Regions from separate parts of the Homo sapiens genome. Here all the other regions are linked to region 1. The links are chromatin contacts, found by Hi-C or POLR2A ChIA-PET in ENCODE. All regions are on one chromosome and are shown on one strand. Each heading gives the region's core, a stretch centred on a gene start or an enhancer-like site at or near the end of the contact. The rest is flanking DNA. Distances are from core to core; before and after follow the strand shown.

Region 1 (4,802 bases), core at 1,533-4,032:
TGTAGGTATGTATTTAACCAGCCCCCACAATGACACAGAGGTCATCTTCAATCTTTTACTGTCCCAGAAAGGAACATTCTTGTACCAATGTCATTTGACGTGTGGGCCATGGTATCTGTAAATAAAAACCTGGAAAGTTTTGCTGGGCCCTTGAGTATGTGCTTAAAAAAATCTGGAATGCTGGCCGGGCGCGGTGGCTCACACCTGTAATCCCAGCACTTTGGGAGGCCAAGGTGGGCAGATCACCTGAGGTCAGGAGTTTAAGACTAGCCTGGCCAACATGGTGAAACACGTCTGTACTAAAAACACAAAAAAATTAGCCAGGCATGGTGGCAGGCGCCTGTAGTCCCAGCTACTCAGGAGGCTGAGGAAGGAGAATCGCTTGAACCCAGGAGGCAGAGGTTGCAGTGAGCTGAGATCGCACCACTGCACTCCAGCCTGGGCGACATGAGCGAAACTCTGTCTCAAAAAAAAAAAAAAAAAAAAAATGGAATACTTATTGCCAAATTGTCCCTTACAAAAGTAGCATAGCTTTTTTAACAAGCTCATTGATGTATGTGTTGATATATTATTTGTTATTGCTCCTTATTTCATGAGTTTTAGCATTTACAAATAGTTAGATTTGTTTTTTTATAAACAGATTCTACTAAGAATTTGTGAGCTCCATAAACAGCAAGTTACTGCCCCTGCCCAAGCCCAGGTGCTGTTCTAATCCTGACAAGGGCACTGTCATGGATCCTGGGTGGTGGGGGATGGGGGTGGTCCCAAGGTCTCACCTGCTCACTGGGGTGCATGGGCTGTGGTAGGCCCTCTAAGTTCTATTTTTCCATTCCTTCAACTAACAGGTTCCAAGTTGCCACTATGTACCAGGCCCCGGGCTGCAGCTGGGGATGCCAGGATGATGACAATTCACAGTGTGGAATAAGTGCCAAAAAAGAAGGGCTCGGGGACACGGAAGGGGAGCCCATCTCTGTCAGGAGGATTCCGGATGATTTAGTCACAAAACAGTGACTAGAACAAAATCCTTACGCATGTACATACTTCTGATTATGAAAGCCAATTATGCTTGTTGGGAAATTTTTAAGTAAGCAAAAAACTGTAAGGTAGAAAAGAAAAACCTTTGGGAGGCCAAGGCGGGTGGATCACAGGAGGTCAGGAGTTCAAGACCAGCCTGACTAACATGATGAAACCCCATCTCTAATAAAAATACAAAAAATTAGCCAGGTGTGGTGGTGGATGCCTATAATCCTAGCTACTTGGGAGGCTGAGGCAGGAGAATCGCTTGGACCTGGGAGGCGGAGGTTGCAGTTAGCCAAAATCGCGCCACTGTTCTCCAGCCTGGGCAATAAGAACAAAACTCTCAAAAAAAAAAAAAAAAAAAGAGAAACCACTCATTATCCCATCACTCAAACCAATCTCTGTTAATAATCTGATGTTTTTCTTTTAATTCTGAAACTTCAGGACTCACTGGCACATCCACTTCTCAATTCTGCATTTCTCACTGAGTGCGGCAGTGTGTGTCTGCCTGCCTGCTGCGCCCCAGCAATCCTCTGATGCTATCCCCATGACTCCTGCCCAGGTCTGGTTCCTGAACTCCAGGCCCACGTGTCCAGTTGGCCTCAGATGTGGATGTCCCACAGCCACCTGTAACTAGATGTGTCTCAACTAAACTCATTCCCTGCTCCCCTGCCCTCCAGTCCTGCCTGTCCTCCCATGCTCCCAGCTCAGGGTGGGCCATCCCCATGCTTCTGGCCTACCAGCCAGTCATTCTCGGGACACCCAGGCCCACGATGTTACAGCCACAGTGGAAGGGCATCCATGCAACCTCATCGTCATCTCTCCTGCTCATGGCCTTGACCTCACTTCAGGACCCCATCATCTCTCCTCTGCTTCACCTGACCTCCTCCTAATGAATCTCCTCGCATTGTCTTCCCTTCTTTAAGCCACAGGCAGCCAGAGTGACCCCATCACATGCAAATGTGATCTCATCATGCCCCACCTTGACAGCCTCCAAGGACACCTGCTTGTCACTGCAGGAAAGTCCATGCGCCTCACCCTGGCTCCCCAGGTCGTGATCCAGCCCTGACCCCTTCACCAGCTCCACAAGGGTCCTCTGCTCCCACTGCCTGGAGTGACTCCAGATGAAGCATGCTCTGGAGGTGCCTCTGTGACCTTCATGTTCTGCTCCATCCTCCAATCTCCTGGTGCCACGTCCTCTGCAAAGCCTCCCTTCAGTGACCTTCTTGTCCCTCTCCTGGGTCAGGCCTCCTCTGTACTCCGTGGAGCCCCATGTTTGCCCCACCACGGCCCTCTTCACACTGCATGCCATGTGCCTGCGAACCCGACCACTGCCACGCCATGCCCTATATCTGGGTTCTAATCCTGGCTCTGGCATTCACTAGCTGTGCAAACTTGGTCAAATTATTCAATCTCTCTGAGCATGTTTCCTAATTTATACATGTATTTATGATAACACTAATAGCACCCCCCTCAACTGGGGGTGCTAGTAGTGTACAGATGAAATAAAGTAACCGGTGTACAGTGTGCACCACCCTGCCCAGCACACAGGAAGCCCTCCCTAACCTTTGGTTTTGGCGATTCCTTCATCATTGCCATGGTCACTGCCTTTCTGCCAGGGCAAAGATGTAGCCAGGCTGGGAGAAGCCATGAAAGAAAGGGAGCTTTCTCTTCTCCAGGGCATTCCTGGGGGTACAGGATTGGACGTCGCTGAGCTCCTGACCCGTCTTCCTTTTCTTCGGGCACCTTGTAATGCACCCGACCGTCCAGAAGGGGGCAGCCTCTGCAGGCGGCGCCAGGCTATTTCAGACGCCTCTGTAGGCGGCCCTCTTGATCTCACTCCAGCACGTGTTCTCAGAAAGCATGACTAAAATTGGGCATTTTTTTTTCCATTGAAATAAAAACAGGGCTGCTGTCGACAGCAAACTGGCTCTGTAAGATACTGTTTGTCCATAATTTGCAGAAGCTATTTTTAAAATAACCCAAACACATGTTGCCACATTGAAAGCCACAGAAATTAGCATTGCACTTTTTCCCCCCAAAACTGCTTTACTCATTCACAAGTTTGAAAAGGTACAGGTTGGAAGTTAGAAACCGTCCAGGATGTTAGTTAGCAACAGATGCACCGTTATCGACCCCAAATTCAAATGTTGAAGCCCTAACCCTTCATGTGTATTTGGAGATAGGGCGTGTGAGGAGATGGTAAGGGTTGAATGGGTCATAAAGGTGAGGCCCTAACCCAATAGGGCTAGTTGCCTTATAAGCAGAGGAGTGTGCTCTCTGCAGTGTGAGGACGTAGTGAGAAGGTGGCTGTCTGCAAGCCAGGAAGAGAGCCCTCCTTAGAAACTGAACTAGCCTGGCCTTGATCTTGGACTTTCCACCCTCCAGACCTGTGAGAAAATACATTTCAGTTAAGCCATGCAGTGTGTGCTGTGTTTTTATGGCAGTCCAAACAGACTGAGACAGGTGTCTGATGGCACTTTGACCCTCTCTTGTATTATTGTTGTCATTATTACATCAACTCGTTATTTTCTTGTTTAAAAAAAACCCTGCAAGCCCTCATGTCTTGCTAAAGCATGAAATCCATCTTCTCACTCCTGGTTTGCCATTCCCTTTCTCACTTGCTTGTTGAATTTGTCATCTCAGGCCCATGCATGGCACTTGAAATGCCAGGAGCGGGCCACAGCTGTTGCAGTAAAACAGCAAGAAAAATGACTTGTCCACTGTTTCGAGGTGTTTGTGGGAACTAGGATAATATTCCGTGTTTCTGTGGGAGGGCATGGGAGCCAGCCTGTGAGCTAAAGAGTAAACTTGGTTCTGCACAGTCAGTCTGCTGTGAGGAGAGAGGACTGGGGTGTGGGGGGTGCCTAGGTTGTGCTCCCCTGAAGGGTTTCAGAGAGCCCAGAACAAAAACAGTGCCTCCTTAGAGAGACCCAGGGTCCCCACCTGCATTAGTCCATTTTCACACTGCTATAAAGAACTACCTAAGACTGGGTAATTTATGAAGAAAAAAAAGGTTTCATTGACTCACAGTTCTGCATGGTTGGGGAAGTCTCAGGAAACTTACAATCATGGCAGAAGGCAAAGAGGAAGCAAGGCACGTCTTACGTGGTGGCAGGAGAGAGTGAGCGAGGCGGGGAAATGCCAAACACTTTTAAAACATCAGATCTTGTGGGAACTCACTTATATCATGAGAACAGCAGGGGGGAAACCACCTCTATGATCCAATCACCTCCCACCAGGTCCCTCCCTCGACATGTGGTGATTACAATTCAAGATGAGATTTGAGTGGGGGGACACAGAGCCAAACCATATCCCCACCCCACCCCAACTCCCCCAGTCCTGCTGGAGAGCAAGTCCTGCCAGTTGATCTTGGGGGCTAGAGCCAAGGGTTGCTGCAACTCAGCTGTCCATACTCCACAGGGCCTGGCCAGGTCCCCAAACCAGGACTCAGCTTGACAACGGCTGTCTCAGTAGTCCCAGAATAGTGCTGGTGCCGGGGCAAACCCCGCTGCTGTGGAGACCTCCTGGACTGCTCAGGAATAGGGCGCAGAGTCAGGGAAAGGTTTTGAACCTTGTTTCAAAGCCTGCATCTGTTGCCTACCAGCTGTGTGATCTTAGATGAGTTACTCACCCTCTCTGTGCCTCTGCTTTCTTACCTACAAAGTGGGGTCGACGAAGCTGATCATAGACTTTTTTATAAAGATTAAGCTACTTAGCTTTAATCACCTGGTATGGTGCCTGGCACAAAGCAATCTTTAATTGCTACTGGTTGCCATTATTCT
Region 2 (5,285 bases), core at 2,166-4,665, 140 kb after region 1:
TTTAATTCTCTTTGAATATATTTAATATATTCTGCTTTAATATGTTGCAGAAAACTTTAATATATTGCTTAAAGCTTAAAAACAAAGCAAGGCAAGAAGAAAACCAATAATCCTGCTACACAGAGGTAACACTTAATATTGTCATAGAGACTTCCAGTCTTCTTTTCTCTGCATAAATCTACACACTTAGCAAAAAATTGAACTATACACACCGTCTTCTACACTGATTCATTTTGCTGAGTAATATTCTGAAATGAATACCACAGCATTTAAAAATGATTAAGAGAGTGGATTTACAACTAGAACACAAGGTTAAGCAATTCACTGTTCCACCTTTAAAGGAAAAGTATTCTTGAGAAAGTGCCTCCCAGTACTGACAAATTACTTTTTATTATGAGGTTACTTAGATGTGTACAAACACAAAATGCATGTGTGTAAGCTCCTCATTATTAAAAACAAATTTTGGAATAAAATCTCCCCTTTTCTCACTGGCTCTTACTCTGTAGACAAGAAGCTTTCAAACCTTTTTAATCTGATGGCCAGAAAGAGATCCATTTTACATTATTTTTCAGTATATCCTCAGGTCTACCATGAAGTATCTATAGAGATAGATATGACATAGATACTCTATAGATTCTATCTATGCATAGACAGGATCATAAATTCGAATCAATTCTTCATGGAACTTACTCTTATTAAGTGTGAGGCACTCAGATACTTTCTTTTCATTCCTTTAGATTTTTTTTTTCATAATGCTGGTCGGATCCACTAAAGTTGTTTTCACCACCCTCTAATGAGAAGTTATAATCTTTAGAAAATCTTGTACCTCTGGAGGCAGAAACTGCGCCTTTTTTGTCTCTATATCCTTAGCACAGAGGCTAATGTTAAAGTTTATTGAAAGAAGGAAGGAATGAATGAAACTCAGTTATATTATTTTCATTTTTAGAAATTGATCAGAACAATAGAATTCAGAGAGGTTAATTGACTTACTCAAGATCACACAGCCACAACATATTCGAACTCAGGTCTGCCTGGAACTAAAGTCTATACTCATTCCAATGTGGTAGGTGGAGTTCACAAGAAACAGAACGTAAGACAAGGTCTGCAGCACTTCATTTATGAACAAGGTATGCTGGAGAGAAACGGGTGTGGGAGGGAAGATAGGACAAGGGAAGGATGTGAGGGAAAGGCTGTCGTCTTAGCTGGAGACTGGTTTCTTCAGCCGAGTCCCATGGGGCCGAGTCCCTTCAGCCGAGTCCCAGAACATGACGACACCACAGGGTTTGTCCCACCTCGAGGCAAGAAGGGAGCCAAGTCGGTACCTCTATGTGTCAGTGAGTCATTGGCTATGGGCTGCAGACATTTTCCATTATTTTTCGGAATATCCCTAGGTGGGGCAGGGAGAGTACCCTCCCATGTGAAGCAGCTACCATTTGGCCAAGGGCAATTCTCTGGAGAAGAGAGGCAGCTGTGAACAGTAGCAGCCAATGGTCATGGCCATTGGAGATGAGTCCACGCTGTGGGAAGGGATATGGGTGGGACATCAACAAAATCTATTGCTTTCACATTGCATCCCCAGCCACTGACTGAATGAATCAATGAATATACGTGTTTACTCAGTAATAGAAGTGGTAATATGTGTTTCAGGGGATCATTATGAACAGGAAATGAGATAATGGGTATAACTTGTTTATTTTAGTGCCCAGCGCATTCTAAGCACATAATTAAAAAATTATTATCAGCTACAGTAAAAATTAGTATTAATTTAGCAGTAATTATCCATTCATGCTATTAGCGATTATAATTTTATTTTTGTGACAATTGGCAATAAACCTTATTCTGAAGTCTCAGCTAGTTGACTGAAGAAAGATGAAAATTTGTAAAACACAAATTCCTGTCTGCCTGAGGGGGGCAGTCCTTTCTGGCTCAGACCTGCATGCGGCAATTCAGTCACTAAAGCCCCTTGGAATCCAAGGCAAGTCCACTTCAACCTAAATTCTCCAATGTTCTTTCTTTTTTTCTTTTTTTGAGACAGGATCTCACTCTGTCATCTAGGCTGGAGTACAGTGGTGCAATCATGGCTCACTGCAACCTTGAACTCCTAGCTCAAGTGCTCTTCCTGTCTCAGCCTCCTGAATGGCTCAGATTATAGGCATGTATCACCACACCCAGCTAATTTTTTTTTTTTTTTTGAGATGGAGTCCCGCTCTGTCACCTGGCTGGAGTGCAGTGGCATGATCTCGGCTCACTGCAACCTCTGCCTCCTGGGTTCAAGTGATTCTCCTGCCTCAGCCTCCACTGCACTCCAGCCTGGCAAGAGAGCAAGACTCCGTCTCAAAAATAAATAAATAAATTGTAGAGACAAGGTCTCACTCTGTTGCCCAGGCTAGAATCAAACTCCTGGCCTCAGGCGATCCTCCCATCTTGGCCTCCCACAACACTGAATTGCAGGCATGACCCACTGAAGCAAGCTCTTAATTAATTCCTATGACAATGCCTAGGGATTGTGGTGGTCAGTGTGCCCTTAGAGAATGAACTGGGAGATTCAGAACGAAATCATCACCCCAGCCCCCAATAAGTCCAAGGATGTTGGATAGAGGGGTGCAGGTGGGGAACAGGGGTACCAAGGGAGATCATGGAATGTTTCCCCAGCCTGCAATCTCCCCTCCTAACCAAGAAGAGAGCAGACGCCATCTCAAATCTCATGATTTATGTTGATGTCATTGTTTCCAGACCCTGCGTCATCACAGAGGGTAACCTTCCCAGGCTCTTCCTTCGGGCTACTGTCTGACACTCAGCATTTCCTGCTGGTGCTTGTCTGCCCCCATCCCCCTTGGCTCTACTGGTTGAGCTATTCAAATGCCTATGTAGGTTCTGCTGAATTTTCAGAACTTCACATGACTCATCCCATGCATTTCAGTGACTGCAAAGAAAAGTAAACCATTCCCGCTGCTAAAGACAGTTGTCTTTATGCTTACTGAGATTATATAAATCTGCATTTTATTTTTGCAACTTCGCAAAGAAACATTTGATGGGGGAGTAATGAGGGTAAGGGCAGGATGGGGAATAAGGTGAAACAGAAGTTACATTGCGCACAAATGCGACATGCATCTGCAGATCTTTTTTTGATTTATTTCTAAAAACATTTTCTGGGACCTGGAGCCTCATGCAACCAGATTTCTTTGCCTGTGACCCCTCTTCTACTTTAAATATGGATCAGTACCTCACTTCTCTGCCCCATTCTCTTGTCTTCTCTACTCTTCTAATTCCACTGCTTCAGCCTCTACCTTTGCTGATGCCTCCCCAAACTGCCCAGCTCTCTTCTCTCCTGAACATCAGCCTTGTGTTTAAGACAGCCCAATGTTACCAAAGCCAGCAAGTCCAAATTAAACCCAGTATGATTGGCCCCTTTGGTGTTTCGATTCTCAGTGAAGGACCTAACCACAACACCTGTTCATCAAGCTACAAACCCCAGAATCTTCAGTTTATCTTAAGAGTCTGGCTTTCCTTCTTATTCACTGTTCCTCACTCCACCTGAGTTAGCAAGCTCTCTCCATTCTACTCCAACTTCCAATGTGCCTCAAAGTCACCACTTCCTCTCCACTGCTGCCCCACTGCTTAGACCCACACTATCCCTGCTTGAACTACGGTGAAAGCCTCCTCATCAATTTCTTTGCTTCTTCATCCATCCACTCATCTGTCCTTCACATACTTATTGAGCACCTGCAATATGCCAAGTACTGTTTTAGCATCCAGAGACACAGGAACAAAACAAACCAACAAGACCCCTGCCCTCATGAAATTTACATTCTAGTGAGGTAGCCAGATAACATACAATAAATAAAGAACTTCCTACCTAAGATGGCAGTTTGAAATTTTCTCACAGAGTTTGATATGGTTTGGCTCTGTGTCCCCACCCAAATCTTGTGTTGAATTATAATTTCCGGTGTCAGAGGTGGGGCCTGGTGGTGGAGGTGATCGGATCATGAGGGTGGTTTCTAACGGTTTATCACCATCCCCCATGTCCTGTCTCATGATAGAGTTCTCATGAGATCTGGTTGTTTGAAAGCGTGTAGCACCTCCCACTTTGCTCTCCCTCTCTCTCCTGCAGCCATGTGAAGACATACTTGCTTCTCCTTCACCTTCTGCCGTGATTATATGTTTCCTGAAACTTCCCCAACCATCCCTCCTGTACAGCCTGTGGAACTGTGAGTCAATTCAACCTCTTTTCTTTATAAATTACCCAGTCTCAGGTAGTTCTTTATAGCAGTGTGAAAATGGACCAATACAGAGTTTTGGTCTGCCAATACCTCAAAAATAGCCCAAAGAAGTAAAAATAAACAAGGCCGGGTGCAGTGGCTCATGCCTGTAATCCCAACAGTTTGGGAGGCTAAGGCTGGTGAATCACTGGAGGTCAGGAGTTTGTGGCCAGCCTGGCCAACATGGTGAAATCCTGTCTCTACTGAAAATACAAAAATTAGCTGGGCATGGTGGCATGAGCCTGTAATCCCAGCTACCCAGGAGGCTGAGGCAAGAGAATTGCTTGAACCCGGGAGGCAGAGGTTGCAGTGAGCCAAGATCACACCACTGTACTCCAGCGTGGGCTACAGAGCAAGACTCCATCTTAAAAAAAAAAAAAAGAGGTAAAAATAAACAAGAGAAATTCACCAACAGCAATCAAATAAGCAAAGAAGCAATGAACTTTGAAAATTGTTAACCATGAAAATAAGCAATATTCTGGGGTAGAGTGGAGAAGCCTGACAGGACTTGGCTCCTCACCTGGTTCCCACGCCCCCTGAATCTGCAGTGGAGACCCAACAGAGTCCTGACAATTCTCATGAATACCCACAAAGCCGAGAGAAGCCAAGCACAAAGGTTTATTTATCCATTTCCTTCTCTGACAGTAAATAAAGCAGCAGAAATACCTGTTGGGGAGAAATAGGTAAACTGGAGGAAGTGAACAACTGGGCTGATTCTGACCATAGTGAAGACTCCAGGGCTACAAACTGAATTTCAGCACTGATGCAAAGCCTAAGGTTCTACCCTCCATGGGACTGGTGTGTACTACCTGGCCTGGAGGAGTAGATCCCGACACATCTCCTAAATCTCGCAGTGGGCAGAGCGGAGCCCAGACATGCTAGCTCCTGACACTCTGCCCTCTGAGCCTTCCCTGCCCTCCCCACCTGGTTCCCTCAACTCTCCCAATGAAATCAAGAGAAGAAAACAAATAGAAGAGGAAGATCGTCAAGAAGTCACCCACACGCTATCAGAACAAATAAAATGAA
Region 3 (4,794 bases), core at 1,648-4,147, 180 kb before region 1:
AGGTTTCTGCCACCACACCCGGCTAATTTTTGTATTTTGGGTAGAGATGGGGTTTCACTGTGTTGGCCAGGCTGGTCTTGAACTCCTGACCTCAAGTGATCCACCTGTCTTGGCCTCCCAAAGTGCTGGGATTACAGGCGTGAGCCACTGTGCCAGACCCCAAGCTGTTTTAATTATTGAAATTTTGGAATATGTTTTAGTATCTGGTAGGCCTCGTTCCTCATCTTCTTTATCAGTATTTTCTTAGGTATTCTTATTCATTTTTTCATAAACTTTATAAACAGTTTGTCTGGTTAAAAAAATGGTGTTTTTAACAGACTGCATCACCTTTATAAATTAAATTATGGAGAACTGAAGCTTTTAGTATGTTGAGTCTTCCTCTCCAAAAACATGGTATATTTATTCCCTTTGTTCCAGCCTGCCTTTGCGTTCCTCAGTCGTTTCAAGGCGTTTTAAGGCTTTACCTGATTCTTGTTATAGTCATTCCTCGTGTTAGCAGGTGGTAGGATTGACTTTTTCCCCCAATTTTCTTTGCTTGAATTTAGAAAAATAATTGAATCTGTATACTTTTAAATTAAAACAATAAATAATTAATTTTTAAATGGTAAAATAAAGGGGAGAAAGGATAGTTTTTTTAAAAAAATAAGAACATACTATGTACCTCATAAATAAGTACAATTATTGTATGTCAATTAAAAAATAAGATAAAATAAATTTAGAAATAAATAAAAATTATAAAACGAGAACAAACACCAAAACCAAAGTTTTGTGTGTTTTTTTTTGTTTGTGTGTTTGTTTGTTTTAGAGATGGGGTCCTACTAAGTTGCCCAGGCTGGTCTCATACTTCTGGGCTTAGGTGATCCATCCTGTCTCAGCCTCCCAAAGTGCTGAGATTACAGGCATGAGCTAGCATGCCTGGCCCCAAACCAACATTGTACTTTCTCCGGTCTGGCGAGGCTGAGTTCTGGTAGCCTGAAAATGCTGACGCAGCCATTGACTGGGTTTGACCCAGGAGCTCTGAGGGGCCCTGAGAGCTCACAATCTGGCAGGGGAGGGTGGAACGGATGAGAGGTTGTTGCTTTTGCTCGGCTAATGTGGGAGTCCACATTAGTCCGAGGCTATTCCCAGGGCCACAGAATCTACTTTACCCACTGCCCTCATCTTTGGTAAAATGCCTCTCCCAACTGAAGAATAAACACACTTACTTTCTCACTTACTCTTTATTTTTAATTTTTTTTTTTTTTTTTTTTTGTAGAGAAGGGTGTCTCATTATGCTGCCCAGGATGGTCTCAAACTCCTGACCTCGACTTCCCAAAGTGTTGGGATTACAGGCATGAGTCACTGCACTCAGTCACTCTCTCACTCTAAGAACCTCCTTGCTCAACTAAATTTCTTTCTTTTGATGCCAGGAAGTCATAGGCTGGGAGCTGGCATCAGACTTGCTCTGGAATCTATTTTTATTACCTATGTATCACTATGTGAGTCAATGACTTTGCCTGCTGAGCATCAATCACAAAGAAACCGCTTTTCCCAGTCAGAGTTCTGGGTGGCGATCTGGGGGACAAAGGCAAGGAGAGGAAAACTTGGGAGGTTTTCTAGGTGTTAGTTCTGCCCTGGGGTCACACAGCAAGTTGCCTTCCTTTCCATGTGTTCTCTGTCTGTGTCTTCTCTTCTCCAGCCTTTCTGCTTCTTTAGCAGAAGACATCTGGCCGAATGTCACGGAAAGTGTTTCATTCAATGCATTTAAGAAATGAGATCAAAGTTTCTTTCTATAATTGGCTTACACACACTGTTGAGTCAGCTTTGCTTTTCCCTGTCTTTCCCCGTTTTATTTTTTTAATTTTTTTTGAGATAGGGTCTTCCTCTGTCACCCAGGCTGGAGCGCAGTGGCTCAATCACAGCTCATTACAGACTCGACCTCCTGGGCTCAAGAGATCCTCCCGCCTTGGCCTCCCAAATGTGCTGGGATTACAGTTGTGAGCCACTGTCCAGGCCTCCTCTGTTTTATTTATGCAAGTATTTCAAAGGTATTTCAGGGAATATTCGCACCTTATGACTTTGTTCTTCAGAGAAAGTTAAAGAGTCTTATCTGGGAAAGATGAGGCAGGAATCCAGGAGGGAGGGAGAGATGAGGTTCTGGGTGCCTCTGGAGCTGGCTTTGGCCAGTTTTTTAGAAGAATGTAATTCTTGCCCCCTCTCTTCAACCCAATGCCTGTCCCCGTCTCACCAGCACATTTACTGGAGGGACAATCTAATCCCAATGGCCAAGCCATTCTGTGCAAAACTCTTAAGCTCTTCCCAGCACCAGTCTTATTTTATTACCTTTTTCTTTTCTTTTTTTTTTAAACTCACACCAAAAGCCACATTCAAAGCACCAGTCTTATTAGCTCACCTTTTCTCTCTTTCTCCTTTCTCTTGTGGTTGGAGAGGCTTTATGGATGGGAAGGACTGAAGTGAGTTAGCTAACTAGAGATTTATTTGGTTTTGAGGGACCTTGTTCCACCTATTTTGGTTCAGAGTCTAGTCAAATAACTTTATTAAAGAAGATAAGCTTGTTGTGTTCCGTCTTAGGATACCAAACCAACATGCCTGTCTCTTCAAATGTTCCTCAAATGAGGTAGTGCTTCAGTTAGGTTGCCCGTGGCTGCAAGCAATGAAAAATACAGCTCTGCTCACTTAAACGATAAAGACAGCTATTGTCCTGTGAGGCAGTCAAGGTGCTTGGCCCCCTAAATCACTGACATGAGGCAGATTGACTAATAGGAGAGAAGACATATGAATTTGTTTAACATGTATACACAGGAAGCTTCAGAATGAAGACCCAATCCCCTAGTGGGGTGCAGAAGCTTATGCACCACCTTGAGGTTGCAGAGAGAATGTGGGCTCAGAGCATGGCCCCAGACAGGTTTCAGTGGCAACACAGGTTGTGGGAGGAAGAAAGGAAGTGGCTTGGCTAGCAAAGGCAGTCCTGTTGTGTAGATGAAACCTCACGGGGAGCAACCCTCAGAAAGAGCAGATGGCGGATGCTTCTTTTCAGACCTGCAGGTGTCAGAATCTCAGTTAATCTTTCCAGACAAGGGAAGGGCTGGCTGCATTAATGCAGAGTCTCTACAGATCTACAGGTGCAAATTTCTCCCGCAAAAGACAACCTTACAGGCCACTTCAGAATATGTCAAAGAAATCTGTTTTGGGGTAAAGTATTAATATTTTGATTTCCTTCACCTGCATACTCAAGTCCTGAGGGGAGGTGGACGACAGGATGGACACCACACAGGCCTCTGGATCTCTTTCTCTGTCAGCCTCTCCCCCAGCCTCCTCTGGGCACACACTTCATCTTCAGGGCTGGTGCAAGATGGCAGCCCCAGTTCAGCCTCAGTGAGAAGGAGAATGTTCACAGGAAAAAAGTGCAAGTAGAAAATAAAATCCTAAGGCCCTCAACCAAATGAACAGACCCCATTTTGGCCAAGGGGATCCCAGATAAACCTTAAAAACAGTGCCCAGCTGTGACAGGACAGGAGGTCAGACAAGCCTCATTACACCCCCTCCCTTTTGCGGTTTAGACGCAACAACTGACCAGCATTAATGATAAAATAGAGATTACAAGACAGACAGAAGAGGCTCTTTTTGGCAATAAGATACCAAATTATACATAGGACCTAAGGCCATGCCAGGTAAGGGTTAAGCGTGCACAGTTTATTAAAGAATAAACTATGTTCTCAGATGTGAGGGTGATCTGGCTGCGACACCTGTCACCCCATGGATCATCAGGGTTGATTCGGCTGATCCGGCTGGCTAGGTGGGTATCCCCTTCCTCCCTCTCTCTCCAAGTACGTCCCTCCCAAAGCTGCGCACTCAAAGAGGATGACCATCCCCGATGGAGGAGGACCCAGCTTTGGTCAAGGATGTATGAGTAGCCATGCTCCCCTGCTAGAACCTCCAAACAAGCTCTCAAGAATAAGCTATGTTCTGTCATAAGGTTTTTCTTTTTTTCTAGCAGCTGAACAAGCAATGGCCTCAAGATAAGCAAGATGAAAATAATCATAGCTCCCCGCCAGATGCTGACTGACCCTCTTCCTCCAGCCACAACTACAGCTTTGACTGGACAAGAAACTGATGGCTGTGACTTTCTCTTGATAAGAGACCACTGACCATGAGCTGGTTCTAGCTGGTTTACAGAGCTTGTGCACTTGAGTGCCCCCATATCTCTGCTTCACCTTTTGATATATAGGGCCCAACTGTAATACATTTACGTGTTAAGTCTCTGCCTCTAAATGAACATGGGTCATATGTAACATGCATTTTTATTCAGTATGCAGGTGTTCATGAACCACCTTCATGAATATTCATAGCTCCTCCTATCATCTGTTGAATATATATACTTGGCCAACCCATTCAACATAAATCCCTATTTCACCCTCCCCTCTTGAAGTGCCTACTTTCAGGGTCTGCTGGAGGCTACAGTTCCCAGCCTGTGGGATGGCCAGTCTACAGGTTGTGACCCCTATTATAAGAAATAAAGGCTCCTTTTCTAAATGTATAAATCTCAGGATTTTTTTCAGTTGATAAAATTGAGGCTAACTTCCTAAGAGCCATGCACCTCATTGGCTTGTATGAGCATGATAGCTGAACTAAACTGGAGTTCTGTCAGGAGTGGGGAATGCAAAATGGGTGTTGGGTAGGCGACCAGCAATGTCCACCAGAGATGGGCTCCAGATCCTTCTCATTCTTGGTTGCCCTTGCGAAAATAAGTAGTTCAAAATCTAAGCTGTTGGAACTCTAAATTATTTTGAGCCT
Region 4 (4,897 bases), core at 1,365-3,864, 170 kb after region 1:
CCAGCTACTCAGGAGGCTGAGGCAGGAGAATTGCTTGAACCTGGGAGGTGGAGGTTACTGTGAGCCAAGATAGCTCCACTGCACTCCAGCCTGGCAACATAAGGGAGACTCTGTCTCAAAAAAAAAAAAAACAAAAAACAAAAAAAACAACAAAAAAAAGGTGGCTCTTCCAGCCTTTGACCAGGGCATACAGCTTGGGGACCCAAGCTCAGGTTGAATTTCAGTCCCTAATTCTCTGCTTTCCTGTTTTACCTCCGCAACTAGACCACATCTGTCCGGAGCAGAAATTTTCATCTTTTTTGTATTTTGATTCTCACAGCTGTCAACTAAGCCCTGGACACAAGGCACAGTATCTTCCTGGGGATAGATATGACCAACTGACTGATTCTTTTTTTTTTTTGAAATGGAGTCTCACTCTGTTGCCCGGGCTAGAGTACAGTGGTGCGATTTCGGTTCACTGCAACCTCTGTAACCTGTGTCTAAGCAATTCTCCTGCCTCAGCCTCGCTGGTAGCTGGGATTACAGGCACCCACCACCACGCTGGGCTAATTTTTTGTATTTTTAGTAGAGATGGGGTTTCACCATGTTAGCCAGGATGGTCTCGATCTCCTGACCTCATGATCCACCCACCTCAGCCTCCCAAAGTGCTGCCATTACAGACGTGAGCCACCACGCCCAGCCAATTTTTGTATTTTTAATAGAGACAGGGTTTCGCCATGTTGGCCAGGCTGGTCTTGAACTCCTGATATCAGGTGATCCATGCACCTCAGCTTCCCAAAGTGCTGGGATTACATGCGTGAGCCACCGTTCCCAGCCTGACTGATTCTTAAATGACAGCAGCTTTCAGTGGAATCCTGTTCAGCCTCCACATGTGCTCTTGGAAAGTATTCACCCAACCGGAACACCACAAGACGTCTTGGAGTTTCCAGGGCAGTCCTGATTTTGAATCTTTGAATCTCACTGTCTAACCATCATCATGGAAAACTTTCTCACTGCCTTAAGGCCTCCATTTCTCCATCTGCAAAGTGGGAGGAATAGCTGGGCACTTTGTATACAGACAACTGGGAAGAGAGGACAAATCAGGGCACATTGAAACCTTCAGTGGCTGAGGGGACACAGGAGGAAGATGCGTGGTGGAGAGAAGGAGGAGGTAATGGGTCCTGTCTCTCCTGATCTTCACAAGGAGGAGGTAATAGGTCCTGTCTCTCCTGATCTTCACAAGGAGGAGGTAATGGGTCCTGTCTCTCCTGATCTTCACAAGGAGGAGGTAATGGGTCCTGTCTCTCCTGATCTTCACAAGGAGGAGGTAATGGGTCCTGTCTCTCTTGATCTTCACAAGGAGGAGGTAATGGGTCCTGTCTCTCCTGATCTTCACAAGGAGGTAATGGGACCTGTCTCTCCTGATCTTCACAAGGAGGAGGTAATGGGTCCTGTCTCTCCTGATCTTCACGAGGAGGTAATGGGTCCTGTCTCTCCTGATCTTCACAAGGAGGAGGTAATGGGTCCTGTCTCTCCTGATCTTCACAAGGAGGAGGTAATGGGTCCTGTCTCTCCTGATCTTCACAAGGAGGAGGTAATGGGTCCTGTCTCTCCTGATCTTCACAAGGAGGAGGTAATGGGTCCTGTCTCTCCTGATCTTCACAAGGAGGAGGTAATGGGTCCTGTCTCTCTTGATCTTCACAAGGAGGAGGTAATGGGTCCTGTCTCTCCTGATCTTCACAAGGAGGTAATGGGACCTGTCTCTCCTGATCTTCACAAGGAGGAGGTAATGGGTCCTGTCTCTCCTGATCTTCACGAGGAGGTAATGGGTCCTGTCTCTCCTGATCTTCACAAGGAGGAGGTAATGGGTCCTGTCTCTCCTGATCTTCACAAGGAGGAGGTAATGGGTCCTGTCTCTCCTGATCTTCACAAGGAGGAGGTAATGGGTCCTGTCTCTCCTGATCTTCACAAGTGAACCGAGTTTACCACAGGAACTGTGAGCAGTTGGGGCCTACTGCTCTGGGGAGAGCGCCTCTCACCAGTGTGGCCCTTATCTGTTTGCAAGAGCCGCCTCCTTCCTGGGCCCCAGCCACCTGTGGTTGACTGAAGCTCTCAAATGAAGTTTGACCCAACCACACAACACCCAACCTGAACACCACAATAGGTCTTGGATTTTCCAGGGCAGTCCTGATTTTGAATCTTTATCTCACTGTCTAAAAATGGTATGTTCCAGTTCAGGGCCCAAAAACCTGATCAGCTGCACACTGGGAGTCCTAGGTGAGAGGTTAAAGTGGAGACCTTGCCTTGTTTCTCACTGGCACCCCAGGCTCCCGCCTCTGAACTGTGCCACATGGGAGCACCTCTCCTGCTGCTCCTCCGTTTCCTGAGCCTGGCGCCTGCCCTCCCACTGTCCCAGGACTCATCTGACCGTCATGCCAATGGCGGGCTCACTGGGGTCTCGGGGAGATCAGGCCTTCACTGTCTAATTCATCAGGGACTAGCAGTGGGATGTGGGTTGGGGATGTTTTGGGGTGGACGGGTCTTTTGATGGGTGGCACTCAGGTCATGTCAGAACAGGGGCTGAAGGCAGGTAGAGGCAGGAGAAGCCCCGCTTCCCTCGGCATCCTGCGTGGGTGAACAGAAACAGGAAGCAGAGGAGTGTGACGGGGTTGGAGACACCAGAGCACAGTGTGATGTGATGGCTGCTCTGCGGCTCGTCAATACTGAATCTTCCAAGGGGGCCATTTCCTCATCTATACAAAGGGCCCGTAACTGGACAGGATGTGTGCTGAGTGGCTGCCCAGCTGCGGCTCCTCTCCGAGAACACCAGCCCCTGGCAGTTTCCTGAACGCAGTGACCCCGCTGCGTACCTGTGACCCCACCCCTGACCAGGCCTGGGAGCCTCTTCTGTCTGAGGCAGCCCTGTGGGAGCTGGCAGGAGGAGAGACACATGGAGGGGACTTCTGCGGCTGAGGGACAGCCAGGAGAAGGGCAGTGGGGAAACTTGTGAGTAAGCAGAAGCCACGAGGCAGGGCGAAGGCGCGTGAAGACAGAGCCGCAGGGGCACAAGGAGCAGCTGCAGACGCTGCAGGGTCCCTGGGAAACTGAGTCACGCCTTGGGCACAGTCACTCCGTGGGGCACAGCGTGGGCACTGCTTCTGAAGGCACACCTGCTGCTGTGGGATCCTGAACAACACTCCAGTTCTCCTGAAGATCTGATTGTCTTGATGCCAAACTGATTTCCAGTGTTGCTTTACTTCTAGTTTATCCCTACAATTGTGCTCCCCGGCCTGTGGGGACCAGCATTGATCTCTGTCCCTTGCAACCTGAGACAGTCAACAACTGGTCTCAGTGGTTCATCTGAACCCACTTTACAGAGGAGAAAATAGAGTCATAGAGGTCTGTGTCCAAGGTTGTGGCTGGTAAGTGCTGGAGCCAGGATTGATTCCAGCTTCTTTCCCACTATACCCAGGTATTATTGCTGAAAAAAAGGGAAACCTAGAATGTTATGCCTACAGGGTAGGCGTGAGCTCCCGCCATGGCCGGAGTTCCAGCTGTGTCCTGGTTCTCATCACCCAGACACGCTTTGAACCTGAAGGTGGAAAGTGGAAAAATGCCAAACTGGTTTGAGAAGAAAGGGGGAGAACGTCAAGTGGAAAATATTCTGTTCTCTGCCTCATCATTAGAAGAAAGGAAAGGGGTGTGTGTCTCATTTTTCTTAACAAAAGCAACACAGGAAGAAAACTGTTTATTAAACCAGGCATAGTGGCTCAGGCCTACAAACCCAGCACTTTCGGAGGCCGACGCGGGTGGATCGCTTGAGCCCAGGAGTTCGGGACAAGCCTGAGCAACATGGTGAAACTCTGTCTCTACAAAAAAACTAAAAAATTAGCTGGGCAGGATGCTGTGTGTCTGTGGTCCCAGCTACCCAAGAGGCTGAGGTGGGAGGATTATTTTGAGCCCAGGAGGTTGAGGCTGCAGTGAGCTATGATCACACCACTGCACTCCAGCCTGGGTGACAGAGACTTTGTCTCAAAAAAAATTTTTTTAAAAAGAAAAAGAAAAAGAAAACTTTAAGACACTGCATACTTTAGCAAGTAAGCAAAGATGCAGAGACACTCATTTTGGCTCTAAAGCTCTTAAGAAATCTTTGCAAAAGAAGAAGAAAAAAAAAGGTAATCAAAAGCCTTTTTTTTTTTTTTTTTTTTTAAAGAAACCTGAAATGGTTCAGGTGACTTGAGGGCATGTTTGGGCAATTTTGTTTTACTTGAGGTCATATAGATAGCTATAATAAGCTGTCAGCTTATTCTACCTGTACCTTGGAAGTGGCCAGTCAGGAAGGAGGTGAACATTATGGGTCTTTCAAGGATTCTAGGGGCCCTGTCTGATCCCCCACTGGCTCCATTCTTGCCAACCTCTCCTAAACACTCTGACCTAGGGCACCTGACTCAGTTGTTAGATGTCAAAGTGAGAGGCATATCCATTCTCATTCATCTTTCAAAATTGAGTTCCACTGCCTCCTCCTCCAGGAAGCCTTCCTTGATTCTCTGTCTCATTCCCACTGCTCTTCCCATTCAGGATTAAATCCCTCTCCTCTGTGTCCCCACCTTTTCCTGTGCAGTAGTGCATCTCTCTGTCCTGGTATTCATCATACCACATTATGATAATCAGTTCACACTGTCAGGCCCTCAGGGTAAGAGGCAAGTCTTCTTTAACTTCGTATTATCAGTACTTAGCCAAGGGCCTGGCATGTAGTAGATGCTCAATAAATTTTGCTGAATGAATACAAGAAAAGAAGGGAAGTGGGGAGGACATTTTGGGAAATATGAAATTTTCTTTTTGAGATTTATCTCAAAAATACGTGTCTAGTACTTGTCCACAGATAGCAATTAAAGTCAGGATTCTATTTGCTGCAAAT

Evidence for each region. Hi-C counts contacts between places; a loop is a spot of excess contacts on that map. ChIA-PET counts read pairs that join two places held with the same protein, here RNA polymerase II (POLR2A). Pooled maps may share reads with other maps.
Region 2: a pooled map shows a loop between it and region 1 (2.3-fold over the local background). The contact joins two enhancer-like sites. A Hi-C loop is called at or near these places in 5 of 50 pooled maps. POLR2A ChIA-PET finds 5 or more read pairs at or near these places in 4 of 52 experiments (GM12878, PC-9, activated CD8-positive, alpha-beta memory T cell and 1 more).
Region 3: a map of mammary epithelial cell shows a loop between it and region 1 (4-fold over the local background). The contact joins two enhancer-like sites. A Hi-C loop is called at or near these places in 2 of 168 maps with a recorded cell type or tissue (left colon and mammary epithelial cell) and 5 of 50 pooled maps.
Region 4: a pooled map shows a loop between it and region 1 (4-fold over the local background). The contact joins two enhancer-like sites. A Hi-C loop is called at or near these places in 7 of 50 pooled maps. POLR2A ChIA-PET finds 5 or more read pairs at or near these places in 5 of 52 experiments (CD8-positive, alpha-beta T cell, K562, MCF 10A and 2 more).

The regions. Positions count from the first base shown.
Region 1 is chr1:226,623,854-226,628,655 of GRCh38, forward strand. No RefSeq gene overlaps it. Among named protein-coding and RNA genes, the nearest start is that of ITPKB-IT1, 49 kb to the right of the region's middle. RefSeq lists an enhancer at 4,087-4,186. Within about 2 kb of position 2,783, at least 2 of the 41 ENCODE cell types and tissues checked have a DNase peak (open chromatin) inside an H3K27ac peak, as active enhancers do.
Region 2 is chr1:226,761,270-226,766,554 of GRCh38, forward strand. No RefSeq gene overlaps it. Among named protein-coding and RNA genes, the nearest start is that of ITPKB, 25 kb to the left of the region's middle. Within about 2 kb of position 3,416, at least 3 of the 41 ENCODE cell types and tissues checked have a DNase peak (open chromatin) inside an H3K27ac peak, as active enhancers do.
Region 3 is chr1:226,442,219-226,447,012 of GRCh38, forward strand. It overlaps the pseudogene RN7SKP165. Among named protein-coding and RNA genes, the nearest start is that of PARP1, 37 kb to the left of the region's middle. Within about 2 kb of position 2,898, at least 3 of the 41 ENCODE cell types and tissues checked have a DNase peak (open chromatin) inside an H3K27ac peak, as active enhancers do.
Region 4 is chr1:226,796,462-226,801,358 of GRCh38, forward strand. No RefSeq gene overlaps it. Among named protein-coding and RNA genes, the nearest start is that of ITPKB, 60 kb to the left of the region's middle. RefSeq lists an enhancer at 2,847-2,896. Within about 2 kb of position 2,615, at least 11 of the 41 ENCODE cell types and tissues checked have a DNase peak (open chromatin) inside an H3K27ac peak, as active enhancers do.